Regions from separate parts of the Homo sapiens genome. Here regions 1 and 2 are each linked to region 3. A link is a loop called in an ENCODE intact Hi-C map of the cell type or tissue named here. Cell type or tissue: chondrocyte. All regions are shown on one strand.

Region 1 (8,000 bases), 1.3 Mb after region 3:
GACATAGTTTCTTAGATGATCAGCCTGCAGGGTGAGTGTTCACTAGCCCTTTTGTTCCTCTCCATGAGAACCAGCATATGTGAGCCACTTTTAGTCTGCCATCTTGGCCCTGTCCCCATGCTGTTTTCTATAATGGCTGTACTAATTAACATTCCCACCAACAGTGTACAAGAATTCACTTTTCTCCACATCATCACCAACATTTATTTATCATCTTATTGATAATAGCCATTCTGACAGGTGTGAGATGATAATTCATTTTGGTCTTAATTTGCATTTCCCTTATGATCAGTGATGTTGAGCTTTTTAAAATATGTCTGTTGGCAATTTGTATGCCTACTTTTGAGAAATGTTCATCTAGGTCCCTTGTCCATTTTTGAATTGGATTTTTTTCTTGCTATTGAGTTGTTTGAGTTTATTATATGTTTTGAATATTAACCCCTTATCAAATTTATGGCTTGCCAGTATTTTCTCCCATCACATAGGTCATCTCTTCCCATTGTTAGTTGTTTCCTTTATGGTGCAGAAGCTTTTTAGTTTAATGTAATCCCATTTCTCTATTTTTGTTTATGTCATTGGCACTTTGGGGGTCAAATAAAAAAAATTATTACCTTGGCAAATGTTCTGTGATTTCTCCAATTTGTTTTTGTCTAGTAGTTTTGTAGTTTCTGCTCTTACATTTAGTTCATTAATCCATTTTGAGTAGATATTTGTATTTGGTATGAGATAAGGATCAAATTTTATTCTGTTGCCTGTGGCTATCCAGTTTTCCCAACATCATTTATTGAAGTGACTGTCCTTTCTCCATTGCATATTCTTGGTACCTTTGTTGAAAACCATACATGTGTGGGTTCATTTCTGGACTCTCCATTCTGTTCCATTGGTCAATGTATCTTTTTTTATGCCAGCATCATGCTGTTTTAATTACAATAGCTTTGTAGTAGTTTGAAATCAGGTAGTATGATACCACCAGCTTTGTTCTTTTTGCTCATGATTGCCTTGGCTATTCAGAGTTTTTTGTGGTTTCATATTATTGTTTTTTTCCATTTTCAATTTTATTGAAATTTCGATGGGAATTGCATTAAATCTGTAGATTGATTTGGGTAATATGAACTTTTGTTTTGTTTTGTTTTTTACTTGTAGAAGAAATTTAATGCCCATGCGTGCAATGCATGTACCATGCAGACAACAGGAAATTCTGGTATAATCAACACTCACAAAATAAGTTCATATACCCATTTTAAAAATCGAGCTCAATTCGTAGAAAACCTTTAGATTCATGCTAAAATTGGGCAGGACAAACAGAGGTCCCCCATATCCTCTGCCCCCTTAGATGCATAGTTCCTTTCACTAACAACTTTCTGTCATAGAGTGGTACGTTCGCTGCAATCATTCAACCTACAATGACACATCACTCTCATGATGAGACCACATAGCTCTCCTTAGCATTCACTTGGGTGTTGTAAATTCTATGGACTGGAGCAATGGCATAGTTACATGTATCTGCTATTATTCTATCATATGGAATAGTTTCAGTTCAGTACCAATGCACTGTGTCCTATCTCTGCACTGTTTCTTCATCCTCAGTGCCTTGCAACCACTCAACTATTGATTTATTTATATTTAAAATAGACACATCTTACTGTATATAATATGAACATTTAAGCAATATTAATTTTTCCAATTCATGAACACAGGATATCTTTCCATTTATTTGTGTGTTCTATTTCTTTCTTCAACATTTTCTAGTTTTCAGTGTACTGGTCTTTCATCTCCTTGGCTAAATGTATTTATAAGTATTATTTTTTATAGCTATTATGAAATGAAATTTTTTATTTTGGGGGAAATAATTTATTCTTAGTATATAGAAACACTACTGATTTATGTGTGTTAATTTTGTATCCTGCAACTTTACTGTATTTGTTTGATAGTTCTGTTTTTTGGTGGAGTCTTTAGGGTTTATTACATATAAGATCATCTCATCAGGAAACACTGACAATTTCAATTCTTTTTTTCCTATTTAGGTGCCCTTTATTTCTCCTTCTTGCCTAATTGCTCTGACAAGGATTTCCAATACTATGTTGAATAAAAGTGTCAAGGCTGGACATCTTGTCTGGTTCCAGATCTCAGAGCAAGGGCTTTCAAATTTCACCATTGAGTATAATAATAGTTGTGAGCTTCACATATATGGCCTTTATTGTGTTGAAATACATTCCCTCTACACCTACTTTAGTGAGAGTTTTTATTGTGAAAGGATATTGAATTTGTCAAATGTTTTTTCTGCATCTAATAAGATGATCATATGTTTTTGTCTTTCATTCTGTTAATATGATGTATAACTTTTATTGATTTGCATAAATTGAACCATACTTACATCACAAGGATAAATCCCACTTGATTATGGTGAATGATCCTTTTAATGTGTTGTTAAATTTGGTTTGCTAGTATTTTGTTGAAGATTTTTACAACTATGTTCATCAAAGATATTAGCCTGTAATCTTTTCTTATAATGTCCTTGCCCAGCCTTGCTATCAGGAAAATGCTGGCCTTGTAAAAAGTTTAGAAGTATTTCTGCCTCTTCATTTTTTTGAAGAGTTTCAGAAGGATCGGTATTAGTTCTTCAAATGTTTGGTAGAATTCAGATTGGTAACCATCAGGTCTTAAGGTTTTTATTATAGGAGACTTTTTAATTACTGATTAAATCTCAATACCCATTACTGATTACTTATTAAATCTCAATACCCATTATTGGTCTTTTCAGATTGTCCATTTCTTCATGATGATTCAGTCTTGGTAGGTTGCATGGCAATGGCAAAAACCGCAATTACTTTTGCACTAACCTAAATATATGTGAAGAAATTTGTCAATTTCTTCTAGTTTATCCAATTTGTTGTATAATTGGTCATAGTAGTCTCTTGTGATCCTTTGTATTTCTGTGATATTAGTTGCAATGGCTCCTCTTTTGTTTCTGACTTTATTTATTTGAATCATCTCTTTTTCTTATTCTAGCTAAAGACTTGTGGATTTTATCATTTAAAATCACTAACTCTTAAGTTTTGTTGATCTTTTGTATGGTTTTTTTTTCTAGTCTTTATTTTATTTATTTTATTTTAATAATAAAAATCTACTCTGATTTTTATTATTTCCTTCCTTCTGCTAACTTTGGGCTTAGTTTGTTCTTTTTCTAGTTCAGTGAGGAGTAATGTTGTTTATTTTAGATGTTTTGTTTATTTTTGATGTAGGTGTTTATTGCTGTAAACTTTCCTTTGAGAACTGATTGTGTTGTATCCCATAAGTTTTGGTATATTGTGTTTTCATTTTCATTTATCTAAAGATATTTTTAAATTTTCTTTTAAATTTCTTTATTGACCCATTGGTTGTTCAGGAACATGTTTAAATTCCATGTATTTGCAAATTTTCTAAAATTCCTCCTGTTATTGATTTCTAGTTTCAATTCATTATAGTTGGAAAAGATACTTGATATTATTTCATCCACCTTAAATTTGCTAAGGCATATTTTGTGATCTAACATATGACCTATCTGTGTGTGCACTTGAGAAGAATATATATTCTGCTGTTGTTGAATGGAATGTCTTGTATTTGTCTGTTGGTTTCACTTGGCCTATAGTGTTGTTCAAGTCCAGTATTGTCTCATTGGTTTTATGTCTGAATGACCTGCCCATTGTTGAAAGTGGGATATTGAAGTTCCTTATTATTATTGTATTGCAAGCTATCTCTCCCCTCATATTCTTTAATACTTGTTTTATATATTTAGGTGCTTCTATGTTTGGTGCTATATATATATATATATATATATTCACAATTGTTATATCTCTTGATTAATTGCTTCTTTATAATTACATAAGTTCTTTGTCTCTTTTCACAGTTTTTGACTTAAAGTCTATTTTGTGTGATATTAGTGTAGCTATCCTTGCTCTCTTTTGGTTTTTATTTGTAGGGAACATCTTTTTCAATCCCTTCACTTTCAATCTATGTGTATCCTTAAAAGTAAGGTGAGTCTCTGCTAGGTTGTATATGTAAAGTTTTGGCTTTTTGATGGGGATCCCATAATTCCCATAAGATTTCTTTATTCTTTTTCATTCTTCTTTTTGTTTTTCATTTCAAATGTTCTGTCTTTGAGTTCATTGATTCTTTCTTCCACTTTATCAAGTCTAATGTTGAAACTTTCTATTGAATTTTTAAATTTAGTAATGATATTCTTTATCTCTAGGATTTCTATTTGGTTTTTTATTGTTTTCATTTTTGTCACACTTCTTAATTTGTTCATGTATTATTTTCCAGATTTTATTTAATTTACTATCCATGTATTCTTTGAAGTAACTGAAATGCTTTGAGATTAATCTGAATTCTTTATCAGTCATTTCATAGATCTCCATTTCTTTTTCCTTCTTTTTTTGAGTAGCAAATACTGTAATTTTATTCTATTTTTTAGATTTCAACTATTATTTATTTCCTTAGGGTGCATTACTGGAGCTTTATTGGTTTCTATTGGATGTATTATGATTCTCTAATTTTTTGTAATCCTTGTGTCCTTGCATTATTCTCTACATTTTTAAGGAAACAGCCCCCTCTTCTGGCCATTACTTGTGTTCTTTGACAGGGATAGATCTTTGATATTTAATCTAGCTTGTGATTCTTGAAGGGCCGGTGAGGTGATAATAAATCCAGACAAGGAGAGCTTGTTGTGAGTTCTCTAGTTGGCTGGGCTGCCGTCTTTCCTCTGATGTCAGGTGGGCTGCTGGCTTACCTCCACTGTCTGGCAAGATCACTGGCTGGATTCTGCTATTGGTCAGAGCTGCTGGCTGTGGACTGCAATGGCTTGTGGTCTCATAAATCACAGAATGCATTCCCTGGCCAAACAATTTTGCTATTTGTGGTCTGCAGTTAGGCAAGACTGAAGTTGGTCTCTGAAGTTAGGCATAGTTTCTGCTGAGGATGGGCAAGACCAGAGGTTATACTTCTTAGAAATGCATGATTGAGGATTGACTCCTTGTCAGGGTGGAGCCATGGTATGGACATTTCACTGAGTTGAGACACTGTGACCTCCTGGGTCAAGCAGGTCCAGTCCCTATGATTCTCTGAAATGGGCAGAGGCAGGCACCTTCCTGTCTGGATGGGGTCATTGAGCAGGATTTTTGGCTGAGTAGAGCTACTGCTTGACTGCCCAGGGCAATCAGATCTAGCTTCTGTTCTTTGAAATGGGCAGAGGTGGGTGTCTCGACCTGGGCAAGGTTATTTTTGTGGACTCTGACACTGGGTATGGAGACTAACCATCTAGGGACTCAGGCTAGGTTTAACCTTCCTCCATGCTTCCAAAGGTGATCAGATCAGTTTTGCAGGTGGGCTATAAGGTTTGCTGGTATCTCTGACTGAGCACCGTAACTGGCAGGAACACAGACCTACCACCAAGATTTTAGTGCTAGTCACCATGACCTCTGCCTTCTTTCTTTCTACCTGACTCCAGGCATTATAGCTAAGTCATTGGTCCCAATGTTTCCTGTGAGGTGAGACCAGAGTGAGCATCCTGAGAAGTGTGTTGGGAAGCTAGAGAAACTTGATAACTTCAACTCCCTTTTCCCCCTGTAGACACTGTGGGCTCATGGAAATCCTCTTTCTCTAGTATTGTGCCAAATTGGTGGGTGGATGTGTATGTGGTTGAAGTGAGACCACTCTTCTTACCTTTGTAATTCAGTTTTCATTCAGTACTATGGGACATGCAAGTATCTTGGGCCTGTTTCCAAGTGGAGTTTTCAAAGAGATGTTCTGTTCTTTGGATACCTGCTAGTGATATTTACATGGAGGCAGTGGGAGTGAAGGCTGAAACTTTCTATTCTGCCATCTTGCTGACATTCTGTAGTGTGCAGAAAATTCCTGATGTTCTGTTTCAAACAAATGCTTGAGTCAGAAAAAGTTGTTTTGACAGGATATTTTAAAAATTAATTATTATTTCTGTGGCTTCAAAACTGCTCCAGAAACCCTGAAAGCACCCCCAGACTGAAATCACTGAGCATATAAACAATGGTGACAATCAGCCCAAAGGCCACCCCAACATGGTTTAAGAATGAAACTCGGGTAAACAGTCATATTTCTTCTCAGTTTTGGGGAAAATAAGAAAAAAAAATTTCATTTCACCTCCAAGATCAGATTCCAACTGTTAACAGTATCTCTAGACATTAAAATTTAAAAACCATAGGCTCAAAAATGAATCATAGGTAATTGCTTTGTGCCTCTACTTACGCTTTTTTAAAAAAAATTTATACGTTATATATTTATATATTTTTTCCTATAAAGTTGACAACTTGCTTATTTAGGTCTGATATAAAGAAAATCAAACTTCATATCACTAATGCAATAGAGTGAAAAGGTAGAAAGGTGTATCCATTTTATTTCAGATGTGTTATATGATACCAAGATCTCCTATCTATGGTATAATATATGCACTAAGATGTATATGCACTAAGATGTAGTTTCTCAAGATCTTGAAAAATATTGTTAAATGCTTCATTAGAAATTGCTTTCATGTTTCGTGTGTCTGCGTAAGTCAGTGGTTCTCAGTGGGGGTAATTTTGCCCCAAAGGGGACATTTGCCAGTGTGGAGATGTTTTTTATTGTTACAACTTGAGAAGCTTTGTGCTGTTGGCATCTGGTGTACAGAGGCCAAGAATGCTATTAAACATCTCACAATGCACAGGACAGCTCCCCACAACAAAGAATTACCCCATCCAAAATGTCAATAGTGTGGAAGACTTTGGGAGGCCGAGGCGGGCGGATCATGAGGTGAGATCTAGACCATGCTGGCTAACACGGTGAAACCCCGTCTCTACTAAAAATACAAAAAATTAGCCAGGCGTGGTGGCAGGCGCCTGTAGTCCCAGCTACTGGGGAGGCTGAGGTGGGAGAATGGCATGAACCTGGGAGGCAGAGCTTGCAGTGAGCCAAGATTGTGCCACTGCACTCCAGCCTGGGCGACAGAGCGAGACTCCATCTCAAAAAAAAAAAAAAAAAAAAGGTACAATGGAGTTTAAAAATTCCTATGGTATAGTGACATCATAGCTGTAGTAACACCATGGTGCAATGCATTACTCACATAGGAGCAACAGGCGATATATACAGTCTAGGTGTATAGAAGGCTATACCACCTCGGTTTGTATAAGTTCACCCTCAAGATGTTTTCACAATGATGAAATCATCTAGCACATTTCTCAAAATATATCCCTGTCATTAATTGATGCATTACTATAATTGATCAAATCTTCTATTGTTTGTGAAAATAACTGCAGACAACAGAATCCCCTCTAGCTGGCTTATGAAGAACAAGTTTTTTTTAAAAAAAATTACGTAGTTCACAGGTATCTTGGAGTATCTAAGTATTGGGTCTGATTATCCAACCAGGAATAGAGCAGCCAAGAGAAAAATCAAAAGACACTACTGTATCCAAATGTAAAACACAACTGTGCTCCCCACCCCAATACTTGTGACACCAAGTCAGAAGCTTCACTATCACTTCAGATGGGCACCTCTGACATCATTTTTGCCAGTAGATACACTCTTTCTTGGTACAGCCACCACCTATGTTTCTCATTGCTATCTGCAAATCAAGTATAGGTGGGTCAGTCTAGTAAAAAAATAGATTGCTTGCAGTACCTTGGCTGCTAGGGAGTGGGATATCATATTTTTTAGCTTTTCAGTCTTTATAGTTCTAGAAATTAAGTTAAAGGGGATTGGAATGGGAGCTGGATGAGCCAAATTATAGTCTGCAATAGTCATGGAGCTCACATTCCAATAAATCAATTAAGATTAGGGTCAGCTGCATAGAACAAAAACTAAACTAAATTACAATATCTTGTAAACTAAAAGACGTCTGTCTCTTACATAAAAGAAGTCTGAAAATGTGAAAGATTGCAAAAATAGCACCTATTCTTCACTGCTGCCTATATCACCCCCTTTGTCATGTAAATTGAAGTTTCTCTCACTGAAGA
Region 2 (8,000 bases), 830 kb after region 3:
CTTCATCTGCATGATAAAACCCCAGTCTTCACAACCCCTTATGGTAAACCAGGCATTCCTTCCTATTGATAATAACTCTTTCAACCAACTGCTGATCAGAAAATGTTTAAATCTAACCTGTGACCTGGAAGCCTCTGCTTTGAGTTGTCTGGCCTTTCCAGATCAAATCAATGTAAATCTTACATATATTGATTGATGTATTATGTCTCCCTAAAATGTATAAAAAGCAAGCTGTTCCCCAACCTCCTTGGGCACATATTGTCACCACATCCTGAGGCTGTGTCACGGGTGCACCCTTAACCTTGCCAAAATAAATTTTCCAAATTGATTGAGACCTATCTCAGATACTTGGGCTCACAGGGGTTAACTGGGCTTTCTCTATTATTTCTTAAAAGTGCACGTGAATCTACAAGTATATTCATAGTTTAATTTTTAAAAAGGCAATAGAAATAAATTTTAACTAGAAGAAATGACTACTATGTTGGATCAATCCCTGCTTTAAGAAAATTTATCTTTCAAATAGTAACAAAATGTATGTGTATTTTGCCATACCAAAAAAAAAAAAAACCCAAATCATTGCTGTATGAAATAAAAATATCCATTACAATTCTAAATTAGTGAATACAGTAATTTAATTTTCAGATAACACAGCCTCCCTTCTGATGGCATAATGAGGGGTTACTACATGGTTTCCTCTTCAGCGAAGTTACTTATCCTCAATGAATAGTAATATACAAATGACAGGAGGAGAGGATAGATTGCCGAGAATTAGCGTATCAGCCCTCTCATTTCCTGATGTGTGTAAGTTTGAGGAACCCCAGGTTTAACCCCACATCAGTGGAAGTGTGGGAAAGGACAGACCCAGACAGGAACAGGCACTGTTCGAGTACACTGTTATCAAAGACAGTGGTTCTCAAACTCAGAGGGCATCAGACTGCCAGGGGGAACATGTTACCAACCAGACTCCCCCAGACACATCTCCAGATATTGACTCTGTGGCTTAGGGGTGTGGCCCAAAAATCTGCATTTTTATCAAGCACCCCAGTGAAACCAGATTTTCGAGAACACTGCTCTCAGGCATGCTGGGAGCTGGCCTGGGTCTGAACTGCCCAAGCAGTGACTGCAGCCCTCAGCAGAACAACAGATTTTGGTTATCTTCCCTTAAGGAAGATTAAAGGGATTCTCCTAGTTCAGGAGCTTATAAAGCAAATTACAAGATTAATTGCTAAGAACTGAGTTCACACCAAGTAATGGACTAGATGTGGATGCTTAACTGAAGAGGAGAGAAGAATATTGGTGGCCACTCTGCTGTGAGGATGAACCCATAGCCAGGTGTTCCCCAGAGCTCTGGAAAATGACTGGGTGTGTGAGGAGGGGGATTTTGAAGGAAGCTGGTCTTCCCAGCACTGGTTAGGAGCAGCACGAGAGGAATATATTGTGATCTTGCTTTTTACCCTTATGAGGACCAAGGTAGCTTGGGAAGCAGCTTGTTCCATACAGACGAAACAAACTGCAAACAATAAACATTGCCTAGTCCTAGATACTTTCTTTAAGCTCTCGGTTTTGCCACTGTATTGGGCAAAAGGCTCCATATAAAATAGGAACTTGTTGGGGGAATGGAGAGATGATAGCTAGAGGGTACAAACTTTCAGTTATAAAATGAGTAAGTTCTGGAGACCTAACATACAGCATGGTGATGATAGTTAGTGGTAACCTGTACTTGAAATTTGCGAAGGAAGTAGATCTTAAGTATTCTCACCACACACACACACAAACACACACACACACACACACACACACACAGAAAAAAGGTAACTATGTGAGGTGATGGATATAATTAGCTTGATTGTGGTGAACATTTCACAATGTATACATACATCCAAAAATCATGTTGTACATCTTAAATACTGTATATAGTACAATTTTTATTCCTCAGTTATACCTCAATAAAGCTGGAGGAAAAATAGGAACTTTATTCCTGTCTGCTGTCACAGCCACTTTCTCAACTTGTACCATCTCTCAGATCTGTTTCTGATCCTCCTAGCTACTAACTAGCTTCGTTTGTAACTTCTTTTTCACCCGTGTCTGCCCTTCTGCATCGGTTTCTTGGCTATGACTTTTGCTTCTCTCAGTAGTAATCCTGATTATTCACTTCAGCTGCTTTGCCCTGATCATATCAAGTACATGCTCTTTTTAGCTTATTGTTGCTCCAGGAACGTCTACACCCTGTTTCATCTGGATGAAGATGCTCTGCCTACCAAGGTGCCCCATCATCTGGCCACCCCCGAGTGCTGCGGATGGTGGCTGTAATACCACTGGTGAGGAACTTGGCTAGAAGTGGCCAGAGTAGTGTCTCTTTTCTTCTGCCTCTTCTTCTTTCAGCTATCCAAGTTTGGTCTTATCTGCTTGGACATTCCATATTTGGTCTGTTTCACACTGGGTCATAGTCCCTGTTGACTCTTGTCTTACAGGACTTGTTAAGGAATGGCAAGTGGTATCTTCTCATATGTCAATTCTAATTGATTGTTATTGGCAGCAGTGAGTGTGGTGTTAAGAGGAGTAGGATCTGACCTCAGTGTGCCATAATCAATTAGTCATGCCTCCCTAGGGCAAAGATGCGGGTAGAGTTTTGCATTCTGAGAGGCTGACATCTTTGGACTGGACAGTTTCTTCTTTTCTTCAGGGCTGATGCATTCACTGCAAGTGCCTCACATGATCTCTTTGCATTCCTTTACTCAAACCCCAATCTTTTAGTAAAAAAACTATTTCTAGTGCATTAGCATTTTCCATTCATATTTGCTATAAAAAAATCTGCAAAGCAGAAACTGCAGGAATTGTGTCTTTTCTCCAAAGAGAACATACTCTGCCAAGGCCTTTCGCAGAATCCATTTTGCAGCTGTAGTCTGGGAATTGTACAACTCTTCCTAGGTTCGTATTGGAAAAAGAGTAGCTTCTGGGCTGAATGCTATCAGGAAAGCTGTCCCCAGTATTCAAAAGCTCTTTCCTTTATGGCTGTTTCTTATCTTTTCCTATCAATTGTCCATAGTTACTGATCTCATAGGACAAAATGTCTCTGTCTTATAGCTGAAATGTGAATACCTAAATCATGGAGGTTAGCACACCCAGTTACATTACTATTCCCTACACAAAATCAGGGCATTTCACATCCAGGCATTCCTACCCATGTTCATTGTTTCCTACAAAGTATCATCTTCACAAAGGAGCACTCACTCAACTTACCTTGTAGTGGAAGAGAAACAATCCACAGAACAGGCTGTACAAGTCTGCTGTGAGCAAGGAGAGGTTGACTGAAGTGGCACTGGTTTTCTTTATGACGACTGGCATAAAGCTGTAGAGACCAAACATGCAGGCACTAAAGCCAACGTAGAGCAGTCCTGGGGGAAGAGTAAAGAGAAGGCAGCGTCAGGGCCTCCTCCAGGGCATCTTCAGCATCCACAGCAGGAAAGAAGGGGAAGAGTGCACACCACTTGTCACTCACACAAGGCAGTTTCTCTTTTCCCCTATTCACTGATGTTTATTATTGGATAACACAGTACAAAAATTAAACTAGATTAAAAAAAATTAAGTGTGAAAAATGAACTTTCTGCTTCTTATTGCATTGCTGACATTTTGCTTCTTCTGGGAAGGAGTGCCTCTTAGTGGCGATAGTCAGAACACAGAATCAAGGTTTTTGAATTCTCCCAATTGTGCTGTAATCAGCTTTTGCTACTCATCTATTTTGAAACTTTTTTTTACCTCTTAGTTTTTAATTTGAGTAATAGCAACAAAACTGCTTGCTATCATGTATTGCCCACAATGATGAATAACTACGTAGTCTTTAAAGTTGAAGAGCTTGCATGTCAAAGAGACCTGGACTTAGAATACTGAATTAGAATCTTGACTGTGTGGCCTTGGGTGGACGAATTCATTGCTGGGAATACATGATGATCTGTCAGTCTCCTCCAGATTTCTGAATTCTGTTCTGCTCTACCCAAAACACACAGAATCCTGCCCTTCCATCACATGTCCTGGCATACTGTGAACTCTCACATGTGGGCTTTCATGACCTTAAAATACTATGTGGCCAATCTCTCATCCTCAAATCTCTCTCTTTCTCTGTAATTATGCCTAGACATGGGTACTCTGTTTTGCAGGGTCCCAAGCAGGAGTTTACAGCTAAATCTATACTTTCCCCAAATGTTGATACAATGCAAATGTAAAAAAAAAATAATGCTCTTTTCTCCACCTTGAAAGAATAAGGCATAGGATAAGCATAAGTGCTAAAATTCAGTGTCTGCCTTGGTATTACAACATAATAAAAATAACCTTTCCAAAGGAATCCTTGATTAAATGTATCTGGTGTGGGCTGTGGGCAGATTTGCTTCCTCTGACTTAGGGATTTTGGGGAGTTTGGTAGGTACCGAATATCTGGTCTTTCTGACTATGAAGACCAGGGATTCATCCAAAGATAAATTGGGTTTACCCATATGAAAAGTGCTTAAGGGCACAAATCATCGTTCCATATGAAAGCCACATCAGATCTACAAAAAAATTATTCTGAACATAAGTAAGTAAACTCAGTACAACAGCCCCCTCTAGCGTGGTAGAAGTGCCCTCAGAGGAAGGGGGAACAACCACTTTCCTATTTCGGAAAGGTAAAAGTCCTACGTGTAGATTCTATCGCAGTAATATTAGTTTGGTTTTTAATTCTCTATCAGAAGCTTGAATTCTCTAAAAACGGACCGTTTTTCTGCATGTGGGTTTCATGCTCCCTGTAGTGCATTTTCCTTTTAACCAAACTACTAAAAATGCAATAAGTATTACATAACTTATGACTAATACATGAAAAGACATAAAAATTAATTTGGTACTCCTTAAAGAAATCTGTGATTAACAGACTAGGGACAAGATCAATCCTCAAATTAATCCACTAAAAATAATAAAACTTGATCGGAACACAATCTAGGCACCAGAGCCTTGTTTCCGTTTTTCTTTTGTTTTTTGAAGGTGTCACTGATTTAAATACCATGACTGGGTTAGAAAGTTCCAGAATAATACCCTTCCATCATTTTGCGTGGACTTTGACTTGTGGGCTCTGTTGGTATATTCACTCATTTATTCAACTATTATTCTCTGAGTACTAACCATGCCCTGAGCACTCTGCTGTGGGCTAGGAACAATGAAAAACAGGATAGACAAGAAGCTTAGAGTTGCTATTAATGCTATGCAGAAAGACAAGTGTTTCTTAAAGAGAATGTCAGGAGCTTGCTTTAGACAGGGTGGTGAGGTAGGGCTACTTTGTGGAGGTGGCATTTACCTCGAGTGCTGAAGGACCAAAAGGAGATTGCCAGGAGAGGAGCCAAGGAAACCTGCACATGAAAAGTTCCTGAAAGGGACAGGGCCTCAAGTGTCCCAGATGCTGACCAAGGCCACAATGGCTGAGCAGAATGAAGAGAACGGGCAGAGGAAGCTGGAAAATTGGGAAGGGAATGGATTATGCCAGACCTTGCAGGTCTCAGAAAGGAATGTGTATCTTATTCTAGTTGTACGAGGAAGCCATTGAGGAGTTTGCGGCAGCTGACTAAAAGAATCTGATCTACATTTTCAAAAGGTGATTTTGGCTACTCTGTGGAGAAGGGATTGGAAGGAGAAAAGCATGGGACCAGTTACAGAGACCAGTTAGAATGGCGGTGTCACAATCCCGGCAAGAGAGGCTGGTAGCTTGCTTGGTTTTGCTCGAAACGGCAGTGGAGAAGGGAAGTGGTCTGTGAAGACTCAAGAAGCCCTGGTGATAGACTGATGTAGGTGGTGAGGGAAAGGAGAGCATGGAGGATGCCCAGGGGTTCTGGCTAATTTAGAAACTAGGTGAACTGTGACGCCATATACTGAGATGGAGGGAGCTAAAAGAGGACCAGATTTTCAGGAGAAATAAAATGCTCCATTTTGAATGTGTTGTTTTCGACGCTTATGCATTATCCAAAAGGATCTGTCCAGTAGGGAGCTGGATATATAATTGGAGGACTCAGAGAAGTGGTGAGATTTTACAAGCCCAGTTGGTGAGCAAAGGAGAGTAGGGAAATAAATACATGGCACTTTGCTAACCAGGCTACCTTATGATGCTTCCAGCTAAAATATTCTCAACCTATTTTTAAATGTTGCAGAAATTAGAGGTAGGGGGACAGGAGTGGAATATATACACTATCACAATTGACAACTAGGTCAACCGATGTTTTTGCATGTGAATATACTGTTTCCCAAGCAAAGCATAGCCAGCCTAGTTAACACATGATTAAATTGAGAGTTGGAATGCAGTATCGTTGCCCTTCCTTGGCTGTTCTTAGATGGACATTAGATAGTTAATGGACATTAACAATGCCTCTGAAAGTCCAACTTGCTGTCCAGGTAGGGTTTTCAATTGATCAGCATGATCATACAAATGAACTGAATTACTTTTTGACTGACAACTACAAAATGGCTGCAGTAACTACATTTATAACAGAGTATGTGTATAAACATTTCCTCTTGGAATGTTCTCTCTCTCACTAAGGATAGAATTTGATCACTCTTGTCCTTATGCACTAAAGTGATTTAAGCTACAGAGATGGGAAATACTATTATCAGCTAATATGGATTGAGCACTCACTATGTGTCATGTACTTTATGTACAGTAATTAATCTCCACAACAGTGTAATGCTGATAACTATTGCTATCCTCTTTATACAGGTTAGGAAATAGGCTTATAGAGTCAAGAAACACAGTCCATACTGGGTTAAATAGAGGATATGTTATATGGAGTACAAGTTACAAAGGTGTTCAAATGGGTGATGGGGAAACAGGGATGGTGAGACAACCTGAAGATTAGCAATACCAGGGAGTTACTCACAACCCAAGAGCTAGGGAAATACAAGAGGGAGGCCACATTACCTGAGATCAGAAGTTAGGGAAGCCCAGCAGGGGTAGAATCACAGAGGAGACTCAGCCACATCTAGAGGAGATCTGACCCCAAACAGAGGGACACAGAGAGAAACAATGGTTTCTTTCTTTCTTTCTCCCACCTCCAATCTCCCTCTACTGCCTCCCATTGGCCAAAACTGACTGGAATCCAGTTGACAAGGGAGGCTGGGATGTGGATTTGCATAAGCAGAGCAGAGGAAAGGGTAAAAGATGGATCTGTGAGTAAACAGGCAACAGACCAGCTTACAGGGGTTAAGTAACTTGCCCTTAGGTCACATAGGCAGCCTGACTTTAAATTCTGAATACATAACACTCATCTATATTGTTTAATTATTATAAAGAGAAATAAGGCTTTGAAGGAACATCCTATTTGACTCCTATCAATACCTCAGTTAATATTTTATATATATATATATATAGAGAGAGAGAGAGAGAGAGAGAGAGAGAGTTACTATATATATATAAAGTATGTGTCTGTATATGCTACATATATTTGATTTCGTCTTTTTCTTTGGGATTTCAGTTGTGTTCTTTCTCTTTATTTTGAACATACCAGAGTTTTAAAATATTATTTGTAATTCTTAAAAACAATAGCTAGGTTAGATGACTTCTCAGAACATATGCATTAGGTTAAGTGTATAAAGGGCACTGGGCTGGCTTTGCTCAGATATGTAATGCTCGTCAAGTCACCTCAACTCCCTAGGCCTCAGATTCAACATGGGTAAAAAGAAAGGTGTATTGTTTTTTTTTTTTTGGGACAGACTCTTGCTCTGTTTCCAGGCTGGAGTGCAGTTGCGTGATCCCGACTCGCTGCAACCTCCGCCTCCTGGGTTCAAGTGATCCTCAGCCTCCTGAGTAGCTGGGACTACAGGCATGCACCACCACACCCAGGTAATTTTTGTATTTTTAGTAGAGGCACGGTTTCACCATGTTGGCCAGGCTGGTCTTGAACCCCTGGCTTCAAGTGATCCGCCCGCCTCAGCCTCCCAAAATGCTGGGATTACAGGTGTGAGCCACTGCACCTGGCCAGGAAAGGTGTATTCTT
Region 3 (8,000 bases):
GACAAGAGAGAAGAATCTATGAAGTGGTGACATCAGAGGGCAGGAAAGTCCATTCCTTTATACAGCCATGGAAGGTTAGGAGGCTAGTGACAGAGGCTGTGTTAGTGGGGTCATCCCTGTGGATACTGAAGCACTGAAATTCATGGGAGGAATCAGGGACAATAGAGGGTTGCCAAATAAAACACTATTTGCTGTTTGTCTGAAAATCAAATTTAACTGGGCATTCTGTATTTTTATTTGCCAAATCTGACAACTTTAGGTGGAGAGAAACACTGCCCTGGAAGGTGTTCTGTGAATGAGAGATAATAGCAATATGGGATAGTGTAGGCACCCCTTATTCATGGCAGATAAGTTCCAAAACCCCCAGTGGTTGCCTGAGACCACAGATCATGCTGAACCTTATATATGCTATGCTTTTTCCTATACATACATACCTATGATAAAGTTTAATTTATAAACTAGGCACCGTAAGAGATGAACAACAATAACAATAAAATAGAAAAATTATAACAATATACTGTAATAAATGTGATTTATTTATTTATTTATTTTGAGACATAGTTTCTCTGTCACTCAGGCTGAAGTGCAGTGGCATGATCTCGGCTCACCGCAACCTCTGCCTCCCGGGTTCAAGCAGTTCTCATGCCTCAGCCTTCCAAGTATCTGGGATTACAGTCATGAGCCACCATGCTCAGCTAATTTTTGTATTTTTAGTAGAGACAGGGGGTCTCACCATGTTGGCCAGGCTGGCTCGAACTCCTGAACTCAAGTGATCCACTCACCTCGGCCTCCCAAAGTGCTGAGATTACAGGCATATAATACATGTTATGTGAATGTGGTCTCTCTCTCTCTCTCTTTCTCTCTCTCTCTCTCAATATCTTATTGTACTGTACTCACCTATTTTCAGACCACAGTTGACTTCAGGTAACTGAAACCTTGGAAAGCAAAACCACAGATAAGGGGGGACTGAGAACTATAGTTGTATGGTATGAGCTTCAAAGAAGCATGATTAGGGGTGGTGAGGTTGAAAAAAAAGGAAGAAAACTGGTTTCAGAAGCATCACTGGGAAGCAAGTCTCCACATCCAGGCACCAAGTCATAATGGGGACTTAAGAAAGCTGCATGACAACCCGTAACTCAGGACACAGCCAGGCCTCATTTAAACAGTGAAGGGGAAGGACCTTGAGAGCCAGGGAGATCTGGGGAAATTAGGAGGCAGGTTGAGCAAGCGAGAGAGTTTCCTGGCCACAGTTGTAATGTTTCAGGAACATAATGAGAGCATTTTTTTTTAAAGGGTTGAGTCAAATAATCTGATAATGGTGATCAGGAAACTTGCCCCATGAGCACAATGGCCATGCCACAGAAATGGGCTGGCAGTAGTACCCTGTCATGCTCAGTCAGTGGCTGCAGCCATACTGGGGCGGTGTGGACCCAGAGAACAGCAAGGGGACTGGCAGCCAACTACACTCCCCTCTGCCAGAGAGACAGGAAGTAAAACCTTCCCCTCCCTTCTGCAGCTCCACTTAGCATTTAGGCAAGGAAAAATGTACTGTAAGTGCCCTTTTATGGCAGTTGGTCATTTTGCTGATTTTCTTCGCAGAAGGCATCCTTTATCCCACACAAAGAAGTTTTCCAAAGATGCCTTGGATTCCACATCTATCCTTTTTCAACTTTCCTCATATTTTAACTATCTTTCTCAATTTCATTTTTATCTTTTCCACACATTTCCTTTAAAAAATAGTGTGACTATCTCAAGCTATGAGACAGGATTGCAGTCCATTTTCCAAAAGAATAAAATTCAATTTCTCTGTAGAGTGATGTCTGTCCTGTGGCCACTCTTCAGGGTATAACAGGTAATAGCCACTGACGATCTGAATTGCAAGTGTGGGGGTGGAAATCAATTAAGCTGAAAGTGAAAAGGATAAAGGAGACTGCTCTACTCTAAAACCCATTCAACTTTCAATGGCCAGAAAACTAAAAATGTTATCTCAAGAGTTTTCTAAACGGTTTAAACCTAACCCGGATGGAAGTCATGGCACGTTCAATTTGAAGTATGATCATTCAAGGCTAGGCGTGGTGGCTCTCGCCTGTAATCCCAGCACTTTGGGAGGCCCAGGCAGGCGGATCACCTGAGGTTGGGAGTTCGAGACCAGCTTGACCAACATGGAGAAACCCCGTCTCTACTAAAAATACAAAATTAGCCGGGCATGTAACGTGCCTGTAATCCCAGCTACTGAGGAGGCTGAGGCAGGAGAATTGCTTGAACCCGGGAGGCGGAGGTTGTGATGAGCCGAGATTGCGCCATTGCACTCCAGCCTGGGCAACAAGAGTGAAACTACACCTGAAAAAAAAAAAGAAAGAAAGAAAAGAAAAAAGAAATATGATCATTCCCACACTCTATGTATAATAATAACACATTTCATGGACATAGGAGGTCCCCACCTGCTTTCTTTCCAGAATAAGTACAATCAGGGATTACATAGTTTTTAATAGAATAATATGCAGTACATGGCCTTGTTACTTTGCTATGTTTTAAAACTACCAGAAGACCATGAAAACAATTTTTCAATTTCTCTAGGGCCACTAAACAGTCTCTTTTCTGTTTCTTTAATGAAAACTGTTTCTTTAATGAAAATATTCAGTCTATATGCCAGGAAATGGATTTTATAGAGAAACATGAGTTGCCCAAATTACCCTAACTTGCCTCCTTCCCTGCAGCTGAATCTACTACATGCATTTTTCGTAGTACATTAAACTGCTGCATTCTCGACACCGCCAAAATAATTTGCATTGTGACTAGAACATGACAATCTGTTCATCAACAGACAAGACACCTCTTTCAGGAATGGGGAAACCCAACAGACTTAGTGTCAACTTATTATTACATGGTAACATAAACTGGAATACGCCGGGTTTCTGTGGTCTACGGAATCAGCTTCCTCACTTCCCTGGAAATTCAACATTTTAAAAAATTATCTTTTGCCATTTTAGCCATTTTTGAATGTACAGTTCTGGGCACTGAGAACATTCACATTTTTGTGCAACCATCACCACCATCCACGTCCAGCCGTTTTTCATCTTCCCCAACTGAAACTCTGTATCCATTAAACTCTGACTCTCCGTTCCCTCTTCCTCCCTAGCCCCTGTCAATCACCATTCTACTTGCTGTTTCTGGGAATTTAAGTGCTCTGAGAATCTCATATAAGTGAAATAATATATTAGTTATCTTTTTGTAATTGGCTTATTGCAGTTAAGTCTTCAAGGCTCATCTATGTGATAACGTGTCAAAACTTCCTTTTTGAGGCTGAATAATATTATATTGTTTGTATATAACATATTTTGTTTATCCATTCACCATCAAGGGACACTTGGGTTGCTTCCATGCTTTGACTTTTATAAATAATGTTGCTATGAATGGGGATGTACAAATAGAAACTTCAATTTTAAGTAAGCATAAGGCTGCAGCAATGACGAGGATACTCATCGCAACCTTCCTTTTCATTTGCTGGGCCACACTTCAGTTACAGGTGGTGACCAGAGTGAATATCAAGTTTAAACTGCAGGTGGCAGCAAATATTCATGAACTAGACCCAATGTCTGGCAAAACCATAGCTGTTTTTTACTGCGTTAAATTTTGCCTCTTTAGAATGGAATTCACATTTTTCCCCAGGTCGCCTATGTTCAACATAAGAAATGCTGGAAGCATTTGTGTGGGTTTAACTAACAAGGAGTACTTTAATTGTGAAATATAAAAGAATGGTGGATCAGTATCTGAGTGCTTGAAATTCTGCTCACAGCTTTCACAGTCTTGCCTGAAATGTCTCAGCCAACCACACATTCATAATCTTGCCACATCTTCAAGCTCTGAAAATAGGTCTTCATCATTCATGAGGAACGGCCTCTGGCTTGTCCATGGGATAGACCCTGCTAGTTGTCTATCCAATATCCTTTTCACTTTTTTGCCTACAAATAAAAACCCCAATTTTGATTAGGCCACCGTGTACCCAACTAAAAAAAAAATCTCCATTGCCTCACCTCTCTTGCAGCCGAGATGAGGGTATGCCACAGTTCTTTCCTGGAGATAGAAGCTCAAGTCTGCTGGAAATCAAAAGTTTTGCTTTCCTGATACAGGCTCCTCCCGTTCTTCCTTGTGTTTGTTGTGTTTCGATTGTTGTTTTGGTTGCTTCCTACCAAAAACCTGGGTGGGAAACTAAAGGTGGGACAGCCATACTGTAACGATGAGACCACCAGGAAAATAAACGCACATGTTAAGCACTGCAGAGTAGAAAAAGGAGCCTGGGGTGATGATGGCCCAGGTGAGGTGCCCCAGGATCCCTGGGCTACCCATCTGTAGGTGGACTGCTTACTTTCAAGCAGGACTTCTCACTTCCTGTTATGCGAGAAAAATATTTCCTTATTGAGTTAAAGCACGATACTTAGACTTATGTTAGGTGAAGCAGCGCCCAACCCCCAGGTGAGATGGATAGATAGTCCCTGGGATGCATCGATGAGTTAAATGTGTGTTTAAAGATAAAGACAATAAATATACTAGCTTCTTTTTTAATTGAGAAAAGGTGCCTAAAATGCAGGGCAGAACTACATTTTTATCAGACATAGGTCTAAAAATACTAAGGCAGATATTACGCAACATTTAAAGTAATGAGTTAGTAGGCTTTTCCATAAATAAAGGAATGGCATTTAGGAGTAGAAGTAGGAGAAGAGGATAATAAATAATAAATAGCAGAGCTATTTTAAATAATAAAAGCAGAGCTGAGTTTCTAAGATGAAAGTCCTCATGAATGTGGGAGTCTCTGTTCATTAACAGCTTCAATTCGTCAGATTTTGCCACAATGTTATAATAACTCATTTGTGAAATGCCACAAGGTCAAGATAATCCTGTCCTCATCCATATCTTTTTAGTGAGAACATTTGGTGCTCTGTATACATAGCTAAAGTATTCATCCAGTGACATGAACATTTACCAACATCTGAGAGAGAGACAGAGAGACAGACAGAGAGAGAGAGAAGGATTCACAGAAAAAGTGAAATGAAAGACTTGGAGAAAATATTCTAGAATCAGAGCACCCAAAGGGATGGAACCAAACAGGAGAGTGACTGTGAGAGAGGCTGAGGTTTAAGTGCTAAAATCAGGTCTAAATCTGTGACTCTAATTTCTTCTGTGTACTTTAAACAGGTTTCTACATTTGTAAAGTAAGAGATGGGAAATGTCTCATGACACTTATAATTTAGTTGGAGAATAAAAAACTAAAGACACATTAGCATAAGAGCAAATAGTGTGGCACAGTGTGTAATTAATGGCTAAATTATATGGTTCAAGGACAAGTGCTACAGAAATTGAGAAAACAATAAGACCAAGAATAGTTGGGAAAGGGTTTCATGGAGGAGATAGGAATAGGGATAATTTACAAAGAGAGAATATTGAAGAAATAACTTTCTAAGTAGAAAGGAAAAAAGACAAGAAAGGATGCAGATGTTTGGCTTGTTTGTGGCATGAAAGGAAGACTTGTTTTGGAAAATAGTGGGGAGTAGATTTAGGTTTGTAGTATTGAGTCAACTCATAGATGCCCTCAAAAGCTAGGAAGAAAACATTTGGAAGTTGAGTAGAAGTCACTTCTGTTTCCTGGAGCGTGGAGATTATTGGCTCAGGCATTCCCAACTCCACTCAAAGCTTTAATGGTTGGGAAACCCAGGAGCATCCCAGGTACCCAAGCTTGTACTGAGTGTCAGCTCCTGAGCCAGCAGCTCTCTTCACTCTCCATCAAACTCCATCCATCAATCCCTGGGTGACTCCTTCCAAAGAGGGAACCAACCCAACCTCCAGAGGGTACTGTCATTTTCAATCCATGAAGAGGATTGCAGGCACTCCCTGCAATTTGAAGAGAAGATTATGATTTGAAAAGGTAGACAGTCTTTTAAAAAGTCAAGAAAAAGTTTTTAAGAGTGACAACCCCAGTACACCATCATGGAATTTCGGCAGAGGCAAAGAAAAAAAAAATTGCCACCAGTGCTGGCCACCTTCTAGAGCTGCTGACTTGGAGGAAGCAAACTAAAGTGCAGAGGACCTCAATAGAGCCTGGATGGGGTAGAGGCTATTTAACAGCATTTCAGAAGAGAGAAGAGACTCGAGTTCTTGGTGATGGTTCCACTCTGCTCCAGACAGGTGCTCCAATCTCATTCAACAAAAATTATTCGGTGAGAGTGTCAAGGGGAATTTGCCCATCATATATCAAGGCATCAAAAGGTCTCGATGAGTGACTCATATTTACTACAAACAAGGAAGAAAATGAATGTCATGGCAACCATACAAGAACCCTACACACCACACACACACACACACACACACTAACAAGTGCTTCTCAAACTTTCAAATTTGGGAATTATGTGAAGAGCTCATTAAAACACAGATTCTAACCTCACTACCAGAATTCCTGATTCTGCTCTCTGGAGAACCCTAGTCACGCATAGAACAATACCTGATTAACCTTTTATTCCAATTCAGTTCATATTTGTAAAGAATGTTGTCACCTAATAAATATGTCTTAAATTTCTTTAGAATACTAAGAGCAGTTCTCCAAGGAACACTTGCCCAGCAACAGCATCTCCAACAATGAACTGACAATAACTCTGGCTTTGAAACTTGAGGACCAATGAACTCTGAACTCTGTTCTTTTCTTTCTTTTTTTTTTTTTTTTTTGAGACAAAGTCTCACTCTGTCACCCAGGCTGGAGTGCAGTGGCGAGATCTCGGTTCACTGCAACTTCCTCCTCCCAGGTTCAAGCAATTCTCCTGCCTCAGCCTCCCGAGTAGCTGGAATTACAGGTGCATGCCACCATGCCCAGCTAATTTATTTTGTTTTGTTTAGGTTTTTTATTAGAGACAAATTATTTTCACTACATTGGCCAGGCTGGTCTCGAACTCCTGACTTCAGGTGATCCGCCCACCTTGGCCTCCCAAAGTGCTGGGATTGCAGGCATGAGCCACTGTGCCCAGCCGAATGAACTCTGCTTCTAAGCAGTTTATGTAAGACTCTTTTTTGCTAATAAAAGCTCCTCTTACCCTTCCCTCACCAAATAAATGCACTGGTAGCTTGCCATTCCATGCACTCCAAATTATAATCTTTACTTCTATTCCTGAGTAAATCCATCATATTTAGAGATAATTTTTTCTAGTGTCTTTTTTTTCAGAATAACATTGATAATATTAGTAAACATAAGTATTTTAAAACTTAAGAATCCCATGACAACCTAAGAAAGGTGTATGAACATAAGTTTCCATGAGACAGATGATTGGCTTTGGCAGACTGAAATCATGTAGAAACTATTTTCATATGCAGCTTATACATTTAATGTTTACTACACATTAAGTGGTATTTCTCACTAACAATTCCATATTACAATTTCAGGATAATAGATTTATCCCAAATTTTGATATTCCCTTGAGAGCTGTGAAAGTAATATATGGCCTACAAAAACATTTCAGGAAATGAGTAACTTGGATAAATTAGTGCAACAAATGTTTATGGCTTTTTCTCATTTTTGGAAAAAGTTACTCCTAATTACCAATCTCTGTCTTCTTCCAGAACCTTTCCCATTCACCGTAACTTACCAGATTTTTTTCAGTGAATATCTGTATTTACAAAGAACTTTTTGTAGTGTGAAATAAACCTTACCTCCCAAACAGTTTTCATGCCTTATTACTTTACTTTGTTACAACATCTTTGTGCCACATAAGATAATTACAATTAGTCCTTTTTAGAGATGAGAAAACTGAGGCACAAAAAGATTAAGTAATTTACCGAAGCCCTTCCAGTTAATTAGTTTCAAAACTAAAGTTAGAGCCAACCAATTAAGTAGTTATACTGAGTTTACTCTGAATAATTCATATGACCTCTAGTTATAAAAGTTAAACTAATAGCCTGATGGCATAGCCAGTAGTTGGCTTACTTTTCAAAATCATAAGACTGTGAAAGCAGATGAGAAG

Evidence for each region. Peaks named below come from ENCODE experiments on the same cell type or tissue, not always from the same donor. Only the 100,000 strongest peaks of a DNase experiment are listed, where the experiment ranks them.
Region 1: a loop joins it to region 3, with 9 times the contacts of the local background. A loop is called at or near these places in 4 of 110 quality-filtered maps.
Region 2: a loop joins it to region 3, with 12 times the contacts of the local background. A loop is called at or near these places in 21 of 110 quality-filtered maps.

What each region holds. Positions count from the first base shown.
Region 1 is chr6:117,837,487-117,845,486 of GRCh38, reverse strand. No RefSeq gene overlaps it. Among named protein-coding and RNA genes, the nearest start is that of SLC35F1, 66 kb to the left of the region's middle. In chondrocyte, CTCF peaks have their summits at 4,381 and 4,590 (motif pointing left); no DNase peak of the experiment used is centred here.
Region 2 is chr6:118,280,579-118,288,578 of GRCh38, reverse strand. SLC35F1 (solute carrier family 35 member F1) reads right to left here. Exons shown (of 8, transcript NM_001029858.4): 7 at 3,241-3,395. Among named protein-coding and RNA genes, the nearest start is that of PLN, 260 kb to the left of the region's middle. In chondrocyte, CTCF peaks have their summits at 2,243, 3,417, 3,650 and 4,609; no DNase peak of the experiment used is centred here.
Region 3 is chr6:119,106,492-119,114,491 of GRCh38, reverse strand. It overlaps a transcript of FAM184A not described here. Among named protein-coding and RNA genes, the nearest start is that of FAM184A, 32 kb to the right of the region's middle. In chondrocyte, CTCF peaks have their summits at 3,337 and 3,571 (motif pointing right); no DNase peak of the experiment used is centred here.